Linked DNA regions of Homo sapiens: region 2 is linked to region 1. Evidence: read pairs that join two places in POLR2A ChIA-PET (ENCODE). Cell type or tissue: PC-9. All regions are shown on one strand. Each heading gives the region's core, and the rest is flanking DNA. Links, peaks and the distances in the headings are about the cores only.

Evidence for each region. Peaks named below come from ENCODE experiments on the same cell type or tissue, not always from the same donor. Only the 100,000 strongest peaks of a DNase experiment are listed, where the experiment ranks them.
Region 2: POLR2A ChIA-PET joins it to region 1 with 7 read pairs; 1 of 35 experiments calls an interaction of 5 or more read pairs at or near these places.

What each region holds. Positions count from the first base shown.
Region 1 is chr1:168,627,370-168,630,297 of GRCh38, reverse strand. No RefSeq gene overlaps it. Among named protein-coding and RNA genes, the nearest start is that of XCL1, 52 kb to the right of the region's middle. In PC-9, for the core only: no CTCF peak of the experiment used is centred there; a DNase peak (open chromatin) is centred at 1,317; H3K27ac peaks cover 1,274 bases.
Region 2 is chr1:168,881,799-168,884,726 of GRCh38, reverse strand. No RefSeq gene overlaps it. Among named protein-coding and RNA genes, the nearest start is that of LINC00626, 96 kb to the right of the region's middle. In PC-9, for the core only: no CTCF peak of the experiment used is centred there; no DNase peak of the experiment used is centred there.

The DNA.
Region 1 (2,928 bases), core at 288-2,787:
GCTAAGAAGCTAATTACAGTTAAATGACCTTTCTTAAGGTTGCTTCATGCAAGAAGTCCTCAAAAACCATAAAACAGGCAATTCCATATAACCAAGAAAACATTCATGGCTCCACCCACATTTATCATAATTTTTAATCTACTTCTCCAACACTCACTTTGACCATCTCTGTTGTTTTTCTATAAATCGGTTTAGAGGGGGTACGAATCTATTTTCAGCAAATACTTACTCCTCTTCTCCCCTCCTTCCCGTGCGCTTCCCCCTCTTCAGTGCTTCTGTTCAGGTTTTGGGCAACTGAGCATTAGGTCTTGTGCTTTTCGTCATGGTGTCCCCCTTCTACATTTTGTCACGCTGTCTTCTACATTTGACCCATGACCTGTTATTTTATGTGGATTAGGGATAAAGGACCCAAATCAAAGAATGACAATGTAGTTACATCAACAAGCACCAAGAACAGGACTAGTAATAGACAGACTACTAAAGAAAAACTTCTTTAGCAAAGGTGTCTAAGTTGGTTGCTTAGAACTCTAAGTGCATTTTCCCATGGTCACCATGTTATGTACAGCATTGAGAGGGAATTGAAATAATGCAATTAGTGCCCTATTTTGAGTAACATAGGCCTCATGAACTGGTCTGAATAACTAACTAGTCATCATTTATAAAAATAGGTCATGGGAAGATACCGTCCTTCTCTTGTTCATCATTACCATTTCTCCTAGTTCCTCCAATAGCAGGCATAGAGGAGTTTTAATTGTTTTTGTGGAACAAAGGAATACATGAATAAATGCACTTATTTATTCATCAACTATTTATAAAACACCTACCATAGTTAGGTGCTATGTTAGGTGCTAAGGATCTAGATATAGTCCTTATCCTTAAGGAGCTCACAGTTCAGTGAGGGAAAGAGACAGGTAAACAAATAATTACAGCATCGTGTGATGGTGCATTAAATGGTGGTAAAAAGCATAAACATGGATAAGATCCCAAGTAAGAGTGAGTGGAGTGAGATAAATACAGAAGAAAAGACCCTATGGAATATAGCATTAAAGGGGCTGATGGGGAAAAAGGAGTCTTCCAAGAAAAATGGAAAGAAGGTGCAAGAGAAGACATAAGGGAGAATAGTGTCACAGAAGCCAAATAAGGAGAGCACTCCAAGGAGGGAGTGGTAATACCACCTCATCTACTTAGTCATCTAGTAGTGACTAAGTGACTATTTAGTCACTTCTTTTCATAATGAATATTGCCAACCCAGACCTCCCCCTTGAATTCAGAGACTCCACCTGCCCCTCCTACATCTCCACATGGCCATCTGATAGGCTTCAGCTAGAATGACAATCAACAGGTAGAAAAAACACTTGGACAAGTATAAGGGAATAGATGTGTAAACCCTGACTCATAGCAGCTAAAACAAAAACCTCAGGCATGCAGGATGTCAGAAAGGCTTCTTGGGAAGATGAGATACATTTGCTCAGGGAAGTTATAAATGATGAAAGGAGAGGAGAGGCTGCAACTTGAGAAAGAACAGTGATAGGATTGAACCCTTGAATGTGCCTGTCCATTAACCAAGACTTGACCAGTCAAATGATACTTAAATTATTTAAGGGAAGGCTCCAAGTGGGCAAACATTTGAGTACTAGTCATCCAAAAATCTTCCCCTAAATTAGATAGACTTATACTCAGTTGAAAGATCATTTCACCAAAAATGAAGACATCAGCTATCATAACAAGCTACTTAGGACAATTAAGAACCATTTTATTCCTCCTCAAACCACCTATTTTATCTGTGAGGATAAAATCTAAAGAAGCTTTAAGAATCCTCCACTTTCCGGCTAAAACGGTGAAACCCCATCTCTACTAAAAATACAAAAAATTAGCCGGGCGTAGTGGCGGGCGCCTGTAGTCCCAGCTACTTGGGAGGCTGAGGCAGGAGAATGGCGTGAACCCAGGAGGCAGAGCTTGCAGTGAGCCGAGATCCCGCCACTGCACTCCAGCCTGGGCGACAGAGCGAGACTCCGTCTCAAAAAAAAAAAAAAAAAAAAGAATCCTCCACTTCCCATGCACTGTTGCATGGGATAACCTGGAAACCAACAGAAACACCACTTAACCAGATGGTTCTTCCTACAGTGTGTCAGAGTCTACATTCTTTAATTGAGAAAATTAAGGTACAGGAGGTGCTGCTGACATTTCAAGCAGTAAGCATCCCACTTTTTTGTAAAGGCACTTAATAGGTAAAGAATTAAAAGAGGAGGAATCTCAACAGAACTTCCTCTCAGCAGATGTTCAGCAAATCCTTTCCAATATGAGGGACTCCAATGTTAACTTCTTTATTTGCTTTGGTTAAAAGAAGAACAGTTGCTTCTCAAGGATTCATATTAAAACATTTTATGTGTTGCTAGATGATGGAACACTCTGTCATAGACAAAATTTTATTTTGGACCAATGGTTTGCTGATTTAGTCTGTTTTCTTCTGAAAGAAAGAATCTATAAAATCTATCCATCCGAATCCCTGCTCCTGGCTGTATGAAGTGATAAACCTCTGAGGTTTCCTGGAAACTTGGCTAAAATTGCTGATTTCCTCTGGAACATCTCGGAAAATGGTGTGTGGAGTATTCAATCTCTCCTTCCTGGGTGTAATTCAGGAAGCTATGGATGACTCCTGGTTTGTTTGTCAAAGAGTTAGATTTTCCATGATGTTTAGACAGGTCCTGGCTATTGACACTAGATTGGCATTACTCCCAAAGGTCAGATTCTCTACCTGCCACTGTATGGCATTTCTCCATGGGAGTCAGATGCACTCAAATGTACTTTTCCACCAATCATTGAGTCTGCTCAGAGCACATCATGAACTAAGCTAATGCTTTTGCCAGAATGTTCAACTTTTCACCCCACATCCAATATAGAAAACACTGAGGCATGGTATAAACCATA
Region 2 (2,928 bases), core at 337-2,836, 250 kb before region 1:
TGAGATACCATCTCACACCAGTTAGAATGGCGATCATTAAAAAGTCAGGAAACAACAGGTGCTGGAGAGGATGTGGAGAAATAGGAACACTTTTACACTGTTGGTGGGACTGTAAACTAGTTTAACCATTGTGGAAGTCAGTGTGGTGATTCCTCGGGGATCTAGAACTAGAAATACTATTTGACCCAGCCATCCCATTACTGGGTATATGCCCAAAGGATTATAAAACATGCTGCTATAAAGACACATGCATACATATGTTTATTGCGGCACTATTCACAATAGCAAAGACTTGAAACAAACCCAAATGTCCAACAATCATAGACTGGATTAAGAAAATGTGGCACATATATCAGAGAAATGCAAATCAAAACCACAATGAGATACCATCTCACATCAGTTAGAATGGCAATCATTAAAAAGTCAGCAAACAACAGGTGCTGGAGAGGATGTGGAGAAATAGGAACACTTTGACACTGTTGGTGGGACTGTAAACTAGTTCAACCATTGTGGAAGTCAGTGTGGCGATTCCTCAGGGATCTAGAACTAGAAATAGCATTTGACCCAGCCATCCCATTACTGGGTATATACCCAAAGGACTATAAATCATGCTGCTATAAAGACACATGCACATGTATGTTTATTGCAGCACTATTCACAATAGCAAAGACTTGGAACCAATCCAAATGTCCAACAATGATAGACTGGATTAAGAAAATGTGGCACATATACACCATGGAATACTATGCAGCCATAAAAAATGATGAGTTCATGTCCTTTGTAGGGACATGGATGAAACTGGAAATCATCATTCTCAGTAAACTATGGCAAGGACAAAAAACCAAACACCGCATGTTCTCACTCATAGATGGGAATTGAACAATGAGAACACATGGACACAGGAAGGGGAACATCACACTCTGGGGACTGTTGTGGGGTGGGGGGATGGGGGAGGGATAGCATTAGGAGATATACCTAATGCTAAATGACGAGTCAATGGGTGCAGCACACCAGCATGGCACATGTATACATATGTAACTAACCTGCACATTGTGCACATGTACCCTAAAACTTAAAGTATAATAATAATAATAATAATAAAGAAAATGTGGCACATATACACCATGGAATACTATGCAGCCATAAAAAATGATGATTTCATGTCCTTTGTAGAGACGTAGATGAAGCTGGAAACTATCATTCTCAGCAAACTATCACAAGCACAGAATACCAAACACTGCATGTTCTCACTCGTAGGTGGGAATTGAACAATGAGAACACATGGACAGAGGAAGGGGAACATCACACACCGGGGACTGTTGTGGGGTCGGGGGAGGGGGGAGTGATAGCATTAGGAGATATACCTAATGTAAATGACTAGTTAATGGCTGCAGCACACCAACATGGCACATGTATACATATGTAACAAACCTGCACGTTGTGCACATGTACCCTAAAACTTAACGTATAATAAAAATAAAAATAAAAAATAAAAAAATAAAAAACTTTCCATTTTACCTAAATTATTGAATTTATTGGCAAAAAAAGCTGTTCCTTATATTTCCTTATTTTCCTTTTAATGTCCCTAGGAACTCTAGTGATGTTTTCTCTTTCATCGTTGATATTGTCAAGTTCTGTCTTTTCTCTTTTGCCTGATCAGCTTGGCTGGAAGTTTATCAGTTTTATTGATTTTATTTTTTAAAAACATTTTTTTCTATTTTATTGTTTTCTAATCTTTATTATTTCATTGCTTCTACTTACTTTGGGTTTTGTTTGCATTATCATAATCAGAATACAGTCAATAAACAAAATCACATATGACAGCCAAGATACACTAAAATTATCTTTTCTTGAGTTATTAAAGTAAAACATTTCAGTTTGAATAGAAGACTAGAGACTCACCCAATCTTCAAGGACTACAGGCAGTTCAACAAAATCAAATAAGACATTATTTGCTTTTCTGTAGGAACAAATGCTAGAGAAGGATTTTCACTGGCACAGGGGGCTAAGAAAGAATTTTACTTTTTTATGTCAATTTTTATCCTGAATCTTCTCAATATATTTCATAAAATCACTGTACTATGCTTTTCTAAATTTAGAACAAAAGAATGGCAGGGAATGATCTTTATCACTCACCTCCTGAGAATATCTTGACAAAAACTGATGAATAATTGTGAAGTGCCCTATGAAAACAGCTGTGGAGTATAATTGCCAATATGCTAATTAAAATTTATAAAGTGTCAACATATTGACATTGAGAGTCTCCAATTTACCTAAGAATGATTAGAATTCGTAATTGAAATGATGTCGTTTCAACAAAGCAACTAATGTTTATAGAATGTCAGGTTGTGTATGGCACTGGGCTAGCAAAGAGGACCCTGCTCTCAAAGAGTTAATATGTTCATTGTGGATCCAACACATACATAAAAAGATAAGTGCTACAGGTTGTCCAAAGCTAAGTGCCAAATGACTAGTGCAGAGCTCTAGGAATTCAAAAGCTTACAACATATAAGGGCTATGATCATGGATCAGGGATGTAGAAGAACACTTTATGGGGAAGATGAAATGTATCTGGATCTTAAAAGAAAAAATCCAACTGAAACAAGAAGAAAGGAAAGAAACAAATCCACTCAGAGGAATCAGAGTAAGCAAAAGTGAAAAGAAAAGACTGCTTATAATGTGCTTTTGAAACAAGCCAAATGGTTGTACTTAAGTGGGTTTGTGAAATGCAGTAGAAGAAAATAGTTGGGAGAAACCAACAACCTCCTAAAGTGTGTTTTATGTGAAATGGTTTGCATGCGCTTTGCACATTATCATTGGGCCCGTGATGTCTTTGTTAGAGTGCAGGGATTATTATTCTAATTTTACAGCAGAGGAAGCTGAGGCTCAGTGAGCTAAAATTACTTGCCCAAATTCAGTCAGGAAAAT